2 separate regions of the Mus musculus genome follow, and region 1 is linked to region 2. A link is a loop called in an ENCODE intact Hi-C map of the cell type or tissue named here. Cell type or tissue: heart. All regions are shown on one strand. Links, peaks and the distances in the headings refer to the core of each region. The heading gives the core; the rest is flanking DNA.

Region 1 (7,854 bases), core at 2,543-5,042, 150 kb after region 2:
AAGGTCAATGAGATGATGCAAGAGCACTCTCCAAAACTGGGCAAGGCTCAGAGTATGAACTCTAAAATACAAAGCTTTGCTCAACACCTGCCCAGGTAATGTGCAGTTCTTTGCTGTTAAGACTTCTAGGGTATTGTGTGCTGCCTGAGGGAACAGAACCAATTACAAAATGAACTAATCTCCCTTTACTCATGAAAGTCAGATCTTTGTCTCTCATCCAGTTAGAAGACAAGTTGTAACCCTGGCATTTTGCTCCAGGTTATCTGTCTGATTCTCCTTTGCCACCATTTCCTCATGCCACCATCTCCTTAGTAGGGAACAGGAGTGTGACTTGAATTAGAAAGTCCTATTTAGAAATTTGTGTGTGTTAGTTTTTAATGCAAGTCCATGTAATACAGTTTTAGAAACTTTTTAATACAGAAATGTGTAATAGGGCAATGTCAGAGCAGTGTGCTCTGGCAATGTCCATCAATGGAACCCTGAGTACACTGTGTACAGAATTTATAAGCACAGGGAGAGAAATGTTGAGCTCTCATGTGGAAGGCAGCATGGCTGGACACACCGCTCTGCATTTCTCTCAAAGTCATGTTGCCTTTATTTTTGGTTTAAGAGAGGCTCAAAATATGCTTGTTGTTCATTATAAGAGGCTACTTATCCATATTCAAGGCATTTTTAACCAATTTGTTATTGTTCTGACTCTGATTTTCACTGTGCTGAATAAACTTCAGGATTTTCAATCTGCCTCCACAGAAACCAGAAGAAGAGAGAAAATTTTCAAATGCTAGAATAGCTTTATACTTTTAGAGTTTAGTGTTTATATTTCAAAGGTCAGTGGGTGTGTGTTTCCTTATATAACACAGCAATCCAAGCATGCTTTCTTTAACATGTTATATAGTATCTAGACACGTATATTATTTAAGAGCTTTGCAGAGAATTATAGAAAGAAGATGCATTATTTTGTTCTTTACTTGCAAGCTAAGGTACTTCCTACAGTGGACAGATCTGAAGGCATTTCAGGCAATCACAAACTGGGCAGTCCATAACCACTAAACAAGCACTAAAGGAGACATTTATACAAACAGGAAGAGGGACAGATTCAATCATGAGAGCATTGAAAATAACATGATGAATAGATGAGATCTAGGAAGAAATATGCCATGCTCAACAACAACAACAACAACACAAATAAATTCCTAAATAAACTAGGGAAAAAGCAAAGAACAAACAATGATTCACATAATCAGTCAAAGAACAAATATAATTGCAGGAATTGGTAAACATTTCTCAATAACAGTCTTAAGTACAAATGGCTTAACTCACTAATGAAGAGATAGTGACCAGCTGAAAGGATTAAAAATAAAAATTCAAGCTAGTCTATTGTTCACAGTATAGACACCTGCAGAGTCAAATGATGTAGTTAACCTATTGAGTCAAAAAAAGTTGGGGTAGCTATTGTAAAGTATCTGCTAAAGTAGACTTCAAACCAGAAATTTACCATTAGACATAAAACGACCACTTCATGCTAATTAAGATAATGCATCAAGAAAACACAACGGTTCTAAGAACATGCGGCCATGTCATATCTAGAGAAAGGCACTCCAAATACTCAGATATTGTTGTGGGAAATACTGGCAAAATGGCATCATCCCACGCTATACCCAGCTACTCTATGCCCACTGCTGCCATCTCACCTCCTCTAGACTAGTCACAGTTGGCGATCTTCCCTTCTCCAGTTTGCCTTACTCAGAGCCACCCATACCTTCTCAGCCATCTACATCCTATGGTTGGTGGTCCCAAATCCCTGTAACCTGGTAAAATCAAAACTCTAGAAGCTTATTATTAATCAGTCAGATTTATATATCAATAAATTCTCAATTCACAAGATGCCCACACAACAATAACAGAGCCAATTGATAATGATACAAGCTGCCCACTTAGATTAGACAAATTATCCCAATTGTTTTTCCTTTTATGATATTCATAGCTACCTGTGGCTAATTTAAGCCACACAGAATCTGGATCGTCTTCCTCTTCCTCCATCTTCCTTCCTTCTCCTTCTCCAATCACCCCCCTTCTCTCCTCTCCTCCCTCTCCCCCAAACTTTTCAGCTCCACCCTTTCTTCCATTACCCAATCATCAGCTCTACCCTATATTTTACAAGTTAAGGTGGGGAGAAGTTTCACAAGAAATCACCTGTGTACAAGATTCATTCTGAGTCCGTAGCCCAAATACAAGCATCAAAAGACAAGCAACACTAGGGCTATCTAAAAGTTCTTCTATTCTTTGGTATGTACCCAAGGACTCCAAGTCTGCCTACCTTGCTACAGAGATGGTTGTCCACCCCTGTTAGTTGATATATCTTTTCAAAATAGCTAATAAATGAAATCAGTCTAGATGTCCAATGGAGTGATGATAGACAAAAATGTGGTACATATACATAGTAATGAAAATTTCAGAATAGGAAAGAGTGAAATAATATTAGCAGGAAATGAAGGGAACCAGAGAGATTATGTTAAATGAAATATTATATGCTCAAAAAAGATAAACACCATGTTTGCCTTTATGTGAACATTCTACATGTAAGTGAGTGTGTGTGAGTGTGTGTATGTGTGTGTGTGCATGCGTGTGCTTGTGCACTTGCATGTGCCTGTGTGTGTGGAAAGAAAGGACAAAACAACATGTAATGAATGAAAAAAAAGACAGTGTCAAATGGATTAAAAAACAAGAACCCTACAGAAATATGTTCAAGACGAGAGAGCTACTTTAGATTTTTAAAAGTAGATGACAAAGCTAGCTAAGTAAATAGAATTTGAACACAATATGAATGTGAAGTTTATGCTGATAAGTATTTTCTATTTGCTCCTTATAAAGTGGAATTATGTGCATTATTCTCTGCCTTATATTATATATGCAAGGGAGATTGGATGTGTACAAAGCATCAGTCTGTAATCTCTGTTCCTAGAACTAAAGACATTATCTTGATAAATATGTGTAGCTCTTTCAAGAACTCACATTTAAAGTAAATATGCATTTCATAATGACTCTATAAGCAATGGTCTGGTCTCTACCCAGGGAAGTTAAGGTATTTTATTTGAGTAATTCTTCCACAGCCACTGGCATTTCATGAAATGTTTTCCCTCAGAGTTCATCCCAGGTATTGTGCAGACTTCCTGCTGAAGAAAACCTAACAGGCAGTTATACCTTGTTTCTAGCTATGGTGAGCTCTGATTTCTCTGTGAGCCCTGAAGAGTGTAGTCTATACATGGACCCTTCCTTTGAAAATCATACGGACCTCTGAGAAAGATTATCTCCACATCAACTTTCTGCCTTATTCCTATAATCTTCCTATAATTCCTATAGTCTGTATTAAAACCTTGCTTTAACTAAGTCAGTCATTGCCAGCAGCATCTGATTGAAGAGCTATACTTGAGCTCTGCTTTTCACTCTGGCGGCTTCAGAAACCAAGAAGAAACCCGAAGAAGAAATTCCTAAAGCTCAGCAGCCTAGAGATGAATTGGCAGGGATGTCTGCTGGGAGAAGACAGTATCACAGGGAATTTGTTATCTGCAGCCTTCCTTTCTTTCTTCTGCTTCTGACTTAGTTCATTTTTCTTCTGGGAAAGTCTTCCTGTTCAGGAAGAAGGAAGAAATGAGGAAGCAGGTCTTAGTGCCTACCCGAGTAAATTCTAGGAACTGTTCTGCCATGGAGGTGAAAATACAATGAAAGGGGGAAAAGAATCACATCAAGAAATACATATATATATATATATATATATATATATATATATATATGTATGTATATATGTATATGAATGAAGTACAGAAAACATAGGACTCAGAGACGTCGGGCTCGTCAAATGGGAGTTGCATGTTTTTAGGAGGGAAGGAAGAAAGTGAGTTACTAGCAGCATTCATGACCATACTAGCAATGTTTGTAAACATGGCAATTTGTGCTAAGGAATATGGAGGTGAGAAGGCAGAAGGCAGAAAGGCTGCTCATGTTACTGAGTTATGGCTGCCACCTGGTGGCCAGTATCAACTCCAATCTTGGCCATTATTTAAGAAAGCTCTTATTAATTTGGGGGAGGATATTCAGGAAGAGTGACGTTGTTGCTTCTCTGATGATGTCTAGTTTGCATTGCCATGCAAGGCTGTCTCTCTGGATTTGTCCCAGTAAAAAGAGAACAGGAGTTTATGTCATAAAAATTGAATTCTGTGTTTTAAAGTTCACAGCTCTTTAGAAAGGTCACAATTTATAATTTTATTTGAATAATCAGATGATAGCTTTATGTGGAAAATTAAGCACTCAAATTTTTAAAAAATATTTTCAACTGTCAGAATTTTACCCACTTTAAGTGTGAATTATGATGATAAATATTTTCTCAGAAGTACTGAATACTAAAAGTGTCTGTAGTGATTTGATTGTCCCATTGTCTGACAGATGAAGTGAGGACAGACAGAAAAAGAATAAAATGAAGCTCCCTGCCACCTAGTTTTTGTTTTCTTGTTATCAAAATGCTAATATAACTACAGATTTATAGACTTTATATGTATAGATTTTAATTGGCTATCTCCTTTTGTTTCTTTCCAATGTTTCTCATATTTCAGAAAATTAGATTGTCATTATTAAATGACACTTTTTTTTGGAAAATTAAGCAACCTAAAAATAACACTTTTAGAAAGTACAGAAAATGTCTGCTAACAGTAACAGTAATTGAGCTATGTAGAAGTGACTCTTAAAACCACGTAGTTTAAGTTTCTGATAACAGGTTCTCAACAAAGAGCCCATGTCCAGATATCCACATCATAACCACTCCAACTCTTTCTGGAGTACTAGACAGATCATATAAAAGAATGCTAGGACACCGGGAAAGAGCTAACAAGTACTTATGCACAGAATATTGCTAGAATGCATGAACCAGAGCACAAAGGAATCAGGTAATTTGTTTAAACTTGGAGACATTTGGTGTAAACTCTAAAGGAACACATCTTCCTGAAATTATCTCTGAGCGAGTTCCTCAGAAGCATTGTATCCAAGCTTAAAAACAAGACTCCAAGACCCTAAATGATCAAACTAGTCTGTAATTTAACCCTGCGACAGAATGTTCTTTAAAAGAGGGCAAGAAAATCCAGATACTCAAGAATGACACACAAAATGTTCAATATGCACTCAAAAGTAACAGGACACACCGAGGAACAGGCAATGTGATCCATATACAACCAAATGGAAATGTATTTAAGGGTTTGGGGTGTTGTTTTGGTGTAGAACACTTGCCTAGCATAAACAAGGCCTTGAGATTGATCCTTGACACTGAAAAAAAATGTTTAAAAATAGTAACAGTAAGAATAAAATATACAGAAAAGAAATTGAAACAATTTCACATACAGACTTCGTTTTAGTATATATAGTAATAGATTTATGGTCTTGTATTATTTAACCAAACATCATAGTTGAGAAAAGTTAGACACAAAACAGATGAGCTGCCAACATTTTTTGCCATAATAGTTTCTATGTTCAAATTTCAATATGATTCTCCCAAATTCTTAATGTTTTTTAAGAAAATGTAGCATGAATATTAACTATAATTAAAGGAGGCACCCAGGAAGGTAGGTGGTTTATTGCACTAAGTGCTCTAGCTCATTCATCAGGCAAGTGTTCAAGTGTAAGTTTATCCTTCTGCGTATATGTCTGTATGAACATAGCCACTGAGCCGTATAGATGATGCAAACAGATGCAAGTTGCTTTTGTTATCATAAAGCATAGTTTACAATCCTGTGCTCAAATCCATCCTTAGCTATTGTAAAAATTACTTTGGTCATGCATGAGTGTGGAGGTGTCTGCCTGTTATCCCAACATTCAGAGGTGGAGGAAGGAGAAGCACAGTCCAGAGACCATTCTAGGCCACAAAGCAAGACTTTGAAAAACAAACAGACAGACAGACAGACAGACAAACAAACAAACAAACTCAATAGACTTTTCTGATCCTCTACTTCTTACTAGTTGCAGCAATCAACTCATAAAAAATTTAGGGTTTAAATCCAAACATTGAAAGAAATTGGAAAATTTCAAGAATATTAAAATGAGCAGAGTTTTTAGATAAGATCTCAAAAGCACAGGAAAGAAAACAACAACAACAAAATTAACAACTGGAATTATATCAAAGCACAAAGCCTGGAGGGAAAAGAAACCAAGCAATAGGGGGCAGAAACGACCAACAGAACGGAGAGACTATCTGTAATGCGTACGTGTGTTGACATCCAGGACACAAAAGGAGCTTCAAAATCTCAGTAGCAAACATCCCATAACAAAGCCCCAAACAAAGCCCTAAGCCAAACCAAACCAAACAAAAAGCTCAACCAGCCAAGACACTGTCATTAGCCCTCCAAGGAAGCACACATTTCTCTAAGGAAGATGAGAAATGTCCAACCTTAACTAGTTGTCAGAGAAACGCAAGGAAAGACATTGTCTCACACCAGTAGCAATAGAAATTGCCTAGAAGACTAAAGATAGGAAGAGCTACTGGAGTGTGAGTGAAAGGGATGCTTGACCATCATTGGTGGGAATGATAATAAAAGCATCCACTACAGAAAGTGGAAAGAATATGGCTTAAAAGTTAATAATTGAACTGCTCCATGATCCAGCCACTGTTCCATTGAACACACAGACACACACACACATAGAGGGACAAGCACATACAGACACATAGACACAGACACACACAAAACACACACAGATACAGGCACAGACACAGGCACACAGACACACACAAGCACACACAGACACATACACAAGCATACACAGACACAGATACACACACATACAGATATAGACACACAGACACACACAGAAATAGACACACAGACACAAAAACACACAGATACATGATATACAGCCATGTATGGAGAGAAGGAAGTAGTTGGTGGATTAGTGAAAAAAATAAGCATATATAAAAATGACTATGAAAATCCATTCAAACATAAGTTCAAACAATTATTCTGCATGGGTGGACAGTGCTTTTTGTCAGAAGTTTTATTGAACAAAAATGATAGTGCAAGGAAAGAGATACCTCGCTAGTAGTCTGTGGTCCCACATTCAACCTTTCCAGTGGGGCATAGGAACTCTGCTGGCACACTAAGCAGCCTTGCCACTGGGTGTAGGAACTCTGTGGGACAGACTAAATGACATTCCAGGTGGGTGTGGGAATGCTGCTTGGGCAAGTGAAATAGGAGATGCTAGACTGCATTTACTCTATGCCCACTATAGGGTGATGGGCTCCTGAGAAGTGCCAATGAACTGCTCAGGGGGTGGGAGAATGCAGCCTTAGGCAGGGTCTTCAGCCAGAGTGAGAAAGGGCCTAGGCTAAGGATGAAGGTAGGATTCCCTGACTTCTGGGCAGTCGCTGCTGGAAATCACAAGGAGGAGTAGAGAACTGAGGGGACTGCCCCCCCCCCCAGGGCTGGGGAGATGGGGAACGCTGGCTTCGTGGCGATTGTCTGGGAGCACAGAGGGGCCTTCTAGAGAAGGACCACTTAGACTGTGTGGTTCTGTAGATGAAGCTTCCTCCACCTCCCCATGACATTTCTTGATGAAAGAGACAGTTCGGTTCTTTGTTCCAAACTATTTATTGATAGTTCATTGTGGAAAATGGGTTTATACTACCTCCTTAGGGTAGACCAGAGATTAAATACCTTTTTCAGGAAGGAATGTCCAGGAAGGGAAGCTTTTGGCTAAACACTCAAGGACCATCTAGATAACTCATTAGCATGAAGAACTCTGCTCTGGGCTATGTGACCATTGGTCACATCTCTATGTGGAGTGTGGCCTCATGCTCTGACCCTCACCTTATAATCAGGA
Region 2 (7,854 bases), core at 3,036-5,535:
TAGAAAGAGGGTTGTTGACGTCTGAATAGAGAGAACACCTGGACCTGTCTGAAGTCGTGTTAAATCAAGCCACAATGTTAGGTTTCGTTTAGTACTAGACATAGATTTAACACAAAATGTATTTTTATGGAGAGGTAAACTGACTTCATTGTAATGTATTTTTATTCAGAGTATCTCCTAACGTGGCCCCAGTGATTAGGCCATAGTTTGGAACATGCTCCTGGAACCTGTGTTTGGAAGGTCCCACAACTTCCCTTGGGACTCAGCTAGAAAGGGGGCTTGTTCTGAAACACAACTTGGACACATTTGCTTTCTGAACTTTGACCTCTTTGTTACTCATAAGTTTTTTTTTCCTGTTCAAGAAGATGAATATACTAATCAAAACAGTCTTTTGTAACTTCCTAAATCATCTGTATTGTTAGTTATTCAGCATACTTAACAATTAAATAAACTAAGGAAGGGCAGTAGCTGAGTTAGGCTGTTGCTGTGCTGTAGAATGCAGGTCTTTAGGTAGGTGAATGTTTCCAGTATTCATTTACAACATGGTTTTTAACGTGTAGCCAAACCCAAGTTCTTAATATGAACCACTTTCTACAATAATAGGTTATTAATACAGTTAGGGGCTAGGTTTACACGTGGTCGTTTTATTAGAACTATAAAAATCGCCGGGCGTGGTGGCGCACGCCTTTAATCCCAGCACTTGGGAGGCAAAGGCAGGCGGATTTCTGAGTTCGAGGCCAGCCTGGTCTACAGAGTGAGTTCCAGGACAGCCAGGGCTACACAGAGAAACCCTGTCTCGAAAATCCAAAAAAAAAAAAAAAAAAAAAAAAAAAAAGAACTATAAAAATCATAGCATCTTGTTCTTGCTTAACTAAGAAATGGTGTCCAGTGTTTGCATCTGCCTTGTTTTGGGGGGCAGACATCCAGGATGTATAAAAGCTGTGTCTTTGAAGTATGTGTTGTAAAAAATTTGAGGTTTGAAACCAGAGTTCAAACTTGTAAGGTCATTCAGTGTTTTAGATCGCCCCCTGGTGGTCAAAAGATCTAACTCCCAAAGGGGAGACTTGGAAACTTCATTCAGTACAACTCAAAGAACAAATGAATGAGAAAGAATACATTTTACCTCCTCCCACGGATACAGTAAAATTAACAGATACAAAGCAAATACACAGTAACACACATGAGTGTCTTTCTCCATCCACTTTCTACAGCTGCCTTGTACCCAAAAGTGACTCCTCGAAACATTTTGGTTAGAAAGGCTCTCCGGCTAGAATGTTTTGTTTTTTACTTGGAACAATTTTGTTTTATCCAAGAGTTACAAGTATACAGCTGAAAGTTCTTGCCTGATATTCACTAGACTAAATAACTTCAGTACTGCTTACAAATCCAAAAATTTAACTTTCATTTACTATAAATTAAATGATCTGTATACCTGAATCAGATTTAAGTTTTGATTACATTGATTCTTTATTTGTCCATGTGTCTGGTCACATGCATGCACTCATGCCCCAGAGTGTTATGTGGACAGCAAAGGATGGTTTGCAGGAGTAAGTTCTGTCCTCCCACTGTGTGGTTTCAGGACTCCGGCTCAGGATGTCAGTTGGTGCAGTGTCTCCTGGGCTCCTGCAGCAGGTGTAAGCAGCTGTCCTGCCAGCATCCCTTCTCAGGCTCCATGATCACTGTCCACGGCAGTGACTTAATCTTTCTCCTGGTAGTGTGCATGGCACTTTGAAACAATGTTTGATTATTTTATAAAATGCTTCCTATCTGGTTTGACTGGTAGTCCTCAGTTTTAACAATAGGAAATGATACAAATACCGTGATGTGGTGTGTTGGTTTTGAATCACACCAACAGAGTGGTGTGTCCCTGTGTCTCAATCTTTATGCATTTACTTGGTGAGAATGATGGCTGCTGGCTCTCCTCACTATAAAATCCAGACTTTCCCCCTCTCTAATTAATAAGGAAACCAACACAATAGTGGATAGATGTTTCATTATATGCTCTCTGTTCACTGTAAACATATTTTCTTTCTCAAGAACATTCCCCTGGAAATGTGCTAATATTTAAATGCTAAGCACTGCTGAGTTATGCCACTACATTGCTCTAGTTTGCCCTCTCCCTCCATGTACACCCTTGGTCACCAATTTGGATAGTTGGATTACTGTTTTCAGAAAGGACCCGCATGCTCATATTGACTGAATCCCGTGCATTTAATGACCTCATAGGTGTGTCGAGAGTACCAGCGTGGCAATTGCAACAGAGGAGAAAATGACTGTCGGTTTGCTCATCCTGCTGACAGCACAATGATTGATACCAATGACAACACAGTCACTGTCTGCATGGATTACATCAAGGGGAGATGCTCTCGGGAAAAGTGCAAATACTTCCATCCTCCCGCACACCTGCAAGCCAAGATCAAGGCTGCCCAATACCAGGTCAACCAGGCTGCAGCAGCACAGGCTGCAGCTACTGCAGCTGCCATGGTGAGTGGAGACAGCAGTGCCCTCCTGTCAGCAATCAGAAAAGATAGTGAACAATTTCTCTACTGCCAGCTATTCATCTATTAACCTCTTCCTCCCGTTTTGCTGAAGATATGTTTGTTCAGGTATCCCACACAATACATAAAGAAGCTACCATTCACAGACGCAAGGATAACTCCTCAAATGTTGCTCATCCTCTTAGCCTAACCCCTAAGACTGTCTCATTCTGGATGTAGGGTTTCTGAAATTCCTGCTTCATAAGGAACCACTTGTCGCCTTTCTGATTGAACGACACTGCCATTTCCAGTCTCTGATTTCTGTATGCCATCCAGCTGGCCCTTGTTCTCCTTGAGTGTGTTCTTCCCCACATCAAGGCTCTTCTTTACATTTATCTTGCCTTTAATAACATCATCTGAAACTATTTAGGAGAATAGCTTCAACAAAATTGTTTTTAAATTAGCTGCAATGATCCTTTTGAATGATCCGCTGTCGAGATCGTGTGAAGGCCTACTGTGGCAGAAACATGATTATTACAGTGCCAAATATTGACTAAGCCACTATACAGGGAAGAGAAGAGCACTAGCACTCAAGGAGTGTTTAAAAAATGAATAAATAAGTAAGGATCATTTAGGGTAGATGCTAAGTGGTTTATCTTAAGATCAACTTCAATGAGACCTAGTAGATGAGTTTAAGGAGGCCATTTCTTCTTGGCTTAGCTGTTTTAACGCTGTCCTTTTTAATATAAATATATAACTTATTCTTTAAATATTCATACAAAAATCATTGTCATGGCACAGTAAAATGATCATGAGAGAGGTCTTTTCTGTGTTTGTTTATGGATACTTGAGCAAAAATACAGAAGGCAGACTCTCTCCTTTTCTCTTTCTTTCACCACCCCCCCTTTTTTTTCTTTAGAGTATTATTTGAAATTAACTACAAAGAGGAATTATCCTCCAATAACAACTCAATAGTGCCTTTATTGTGCATGCTTAGTCTTGTTATTCGTTGTATATGGCATTCCGATGATTTGTTTTTTTATTTGTTTTTTCTCACCTACCCAAAATGCACTGCTGCCCCCATGATGCACCTCTGCTTGCTGTTTATGTTAATGCGCTTGAACCCCACTGGCCCATTGCCATCATGTGCTCGCTGCCTGCTAATTAAGACTCAGTCGGCTGTCAAATCACTGAAGCGACCCCTCGAGGCAACCTTTGACCTGGTACTATGACCTTTCACCTTTTAGCTTGGCATGTAGCTTTATTGTAGATACAGGTTTTTTTGGTTTTTGTTTTTGGTTTGGTTTGGTTTTGGTTTTGTTTTGTTTTGTTCTGTTCTGTTTTGTTTTTAACTGATTGAAATAGATATAATCCTTTTCCTGTTTAAAGTGGTTAAGTACAATGAAAATCTGAGTGTGGTTTCCTGAAAAAATGAGCAGAAAGACCTAAAATGCATACATAGATGGATAAGGTACAATGAAAGACTGGAATCCCAGCAGCCCACATTCAGTTTAACTATATTGTAAAACGTTCTAATGAAAGACTCGGAGGACGATAAAGTGTGGTGTTCACTCTATATTTATGTACCTGTGTGGTTAGCATGGCTTTAGTGATAGGCTTCTTTTCTTTTTAACATAGAGTGCAGTATTTCAGAAGAGTTTGCATGCTCTGGGACATTTGCATGTGTCAGCAGGCTGGGGAGGGCAGAGCTGGCAGGACCCAGCCAGTCACTGTACAGTTAACTATTAACAGTGCTTCTACTTGGCAGTCCTCACGGGGCTCCCGCGGCAGCTTTCCTTCTTCCCCAAATAGATGGCTTCTCACAGAAAGCCCGAAGCATTATGGGACATAAAAGACCTTCCGCGTTATAACATGTGCTCTCGTTACTCGTGGGCTTTTGTTGTGGACAAAATAATGCTTCCTCTAAAGCTTTTATCTTGCTTAATTTCTTTAATTGGTTTTGTCACCTGGATTGTCCCCCTGGGTAGTTAAGTGTTCTGCTGCTTGCTTGCTCGTGCCCCCTAACTGTTCTAGCCTACAACTGATTTCTCTTTTTTTCTTTTTCTCTTTTTACTGGTATTTGTTTTTATACTACTCACTAAACAGGGAATTCCTCAAGCTGTACTTCCCCCATTGCCAAAGAGGCCTGCTCTTGAAAAAACCAACGGTGCCACCGCAGTCTTTAACACTGGTATTTTCCAATACCAACAGGCTCTAGCCAACATGCAGTTACAGCAGCATACAGCATTTCTCCCACCAGGTAAGGGCTTGGGTTTGCTCTGGAATGCATCTGCTATGATCTCCTCGGGGTGCTACTGTTAAAGCAGGAAACACCTGCAGCGCAGGTCAGCTGTTAGCCATGGGAGGGCGAATGGTAAGCGAGTCAGCTGGGAAGACACATTCGGTTTTCTTATGGCTTTCCTTTAAAAGAGAAAACTTAAGCTTTCTGACACAGACATGCTTTATATATTTCTGGTGTTTATGCTATTTGGAATTGAAATACTCTCTCTTTTTCTCTTTCCTCAACACTGTTGTATGTTTGTCAAGCTGTGTTATGATGCTCTCCTGCTGTAAGACCCCTTTGCCTTCAAGATTCCACAATTTTATGAAATGACTCAATTTTGACATTTTCAACCTTCAGTTTGCAAAGAAGACAGTGAAAATTTATTTATTCTCGAGCTCTTACAATGTGCTCTTCATATTAATTATGCATGGCAAAATTATTCTTGTTCCTATGCTGAAGTTGAAGTAGCCCTAAGTTCCCTTGGTGTTAAATTTACTGCTTAGTCATCCATTGGCATTCCTGTTTAGTGCTGAGTCATGCAGCTGTGATTTCAGTTCCTTTTCAGTTTGGTCACATAGATATACTCCTACGCACAGAGATCTAAGGATAAGATACTAGTAGCTCACTTAGTTGGTTAGAAATTTACTATTTGAATATTCTTAATTTATTTCATACATCTTTTTTACATTATGCTTTGAAATTAATTACCAAGACACACTAATCTCTTTTTCTTTCTTATACAATTTTACTTTGAGAACACTTGAAATATATATATTTGATAAAATAATTTATTAACAAATTAGTAAGTGAATGGCTAGGTATGTGCATCACAAATCTAGCACATTGAGCTATGGTGACAGTATTTAGAGTATCACATTTTTGTGATATTAGAGAATGAGACAGTTTATTTTAGACTTAGAAAATTAATACATCATGCTCATATTAGATGTTACTAGGAAACAAAACTTTTTGTATAGTTCATTTCTGAAAACTGGCCATTTCCACATAGAATCAGGTGCATCATGTACATCAGCTAGCTGAAACATTTCATTAAAATATTCCATGATGAAATGAGAGGTGTGCTCTTGGATACCTTGTTCAGACTGCCTGATAGGGGTACCCAAGGCCTCATGCAGCTCCCTGGCCATCTTGTTGTGTTTGTGGATAGGAATCCTTGAGTGGTTGCTTCCTAGGGTTGCACAGACAAACACAGCACAAATTGCTATGTCTAGTGATTTTTGTCCAGGTTTTTGAGACATTTGTGTATTTATTTACAAATTCTTTGGCTTGAAAATATTGGCGATTTTATCTTTTTAAACTCCCTCTAGAACTAAAGGAAGTCAGCCTTACCATAGATTCAAATATAATCACATGTGTAGTGTCTTGGACAGAATAAGCTCATTTCCCAAAATCTAGCTTATTTTATATGCATATACTATAGAATTAATACAGGTGAAATATTCTATTAATTACAGTATAATTTAGAAAATACACTGTATTTTTCACAGCTTGGATTTTTAGGGCTATGAGGTGTGTTGCTTCAACAGTAACTGTAGATGTGTGGGTCTGTTTCATTGAAATTACAGGGAAGCACAGTGTGCTAGCTCCATAGAACAGGTGACTACATATATAGGAACTAGATTCTTGACAATGAGTCAAGGATTCTAGCTAACCATCTACCTAAAAGAAAAGAACAAAACCCAAACAAACAAACAAACAAACAAAACCCCCACATATTTAATGTAAGAAAAGACTTAGACTTCCATAGCATCTGATCATCTGGTCCACCATTCATGATTCTATCCTCCCACCCCCACCCCATGTGTCTGTCCATCATTCTGTCTTCAGCTCCCTGGCCTCTCCTTCCCTCCTTCCTTCTCTTCTCCTTGTCTTTGTCTTGCCTTTGACTCACTTAGCACACATGATTACATGCCCTGCAGGATGCTGGTATTTACACTAGACCTGCCAACAGGTAGGGGCAGGTAGGGGCAGTGTTTCCTGCCCCACAGTGCTCCTCTTTGTTTTCCACATTCCATTCCAAAGAGTCACCATTGGCTGAGTAATGACTCAGTAATTGCCTGCCAAATACCTCTTAGATGTCTTCTCTCCTTTTTTTCCTCAAACCCAAAGTTTGGCTTGACTGTCCATGCTCCCAGTGAGAAATATGGGGCCTAGTGAAGTGTAGCGATTTGTCATAAGTTACATGGCTCTGGAAACTTTTAGCAGAACTTTAAGGGAACTGGGCTTGTTTCTCAATAGCTATGAGCCTGTCATATAACTGCATTAAAAGGAATTTCAGAATACAGCCCTTACAAATCCCCAAACTCCACACCTTTTTTTATGCCCTTTATCTTATTTAAAATATATTAAGTATAACTGCTTTATTAAGTTCAGTGGGGTTTTTTGCTCATTTAATTGATTTTTCAGTTTTAGCTACACAGTTTCTTGTTTTATCTTTAATCTTCAGAATTAAGCTGATCATAAACAGACCAGCTATAATCTACAGCCCGTTTATGTCATAGAAATTAATTTAACCCCTTTGATATGCCAGAAATAAGACTTTCAGTGACACTGATTTTATTTGATTTTATTTTTGCCTTAAATATAAATAAAGGCAAGTTCTAACTTCACTGGACCTGAAGGAAGTAAAGACCATTCCTGAGAGAATTTTGAGGCTATCCTCTAGTATCTTTCCCCCTCTGTCTCTTACCCTGTGTAGCCCAGGTTTGAAGATGTTCTCCTATTTTCATTCAGTCCCCATGATTCACCTTAGCCATTACATGTTTGCAAGACCTTGAATACAAGCATCCTGGACCAAGCTCATAAGCTCATATGTAGTCTGTGCCTTAAGAATCTTCCAATGGCAAGGCGATGGGAAGGAATGGCCCTCGGCCCCAACAACTCATGGCTCCACAGACTTCCATGTTCTCCATCTTCAGTTTTCCATAATGATTTTAACTTCCTTGGAAGCATATCACTTCTCTCTACCTATCATATTTCTCTCAGCCAGTGCCATCAGACAGTTTTTTAAAGAGCTAAACTAGTTTAAGACAACTAATATGTTGGCTCACATTACACTACTACTAGAAATAA

The links. Peaks named below come from ENCODE experiments on the same cell type or tissue, not always from the same donor. Only the 100,000 strongest peaks of a DNase experiment are listed, where the experiment ranks them.
Region 1: a loop joins it to region 2, with 7 times the contacts of the local background. A loop is called at or near these places in 4 of 42 quality-filtered maps.

What each region holds. Positions count from the first base shown.
Region 1 is chr3:60,759,057-60,766,910 of GRCm38, forward strand. No RefSeq gene overlaps it. Among named protein-coding and RNA genes, the nearest start is that of Gm38326, 25 kb to the right of the region's middle. In heart, for the core only: a CTCF peak has its summit at 4,031 (motif pointing left); no DNase peak of the experiment used is centred there.
Region 2 is chr3:60,611,037-60,618,890 of GRCm38, forward strand. It overlaps Mbnl1 (muscleblind like splicing factor 1), which reads left to right. Exons shown (of 10, transcript NM_020007.4): 5 at 2,227-2,484; 6 at 4,584-4,737. Among named protein-coding and RNA genes, the nearest start is that of Mbnl1, 110 kb to the left of the region's middle. In heart, for the core only: no CTCF peak of the experiment used is centred there; a DNase peak (open chromatin) is centred at 4,215.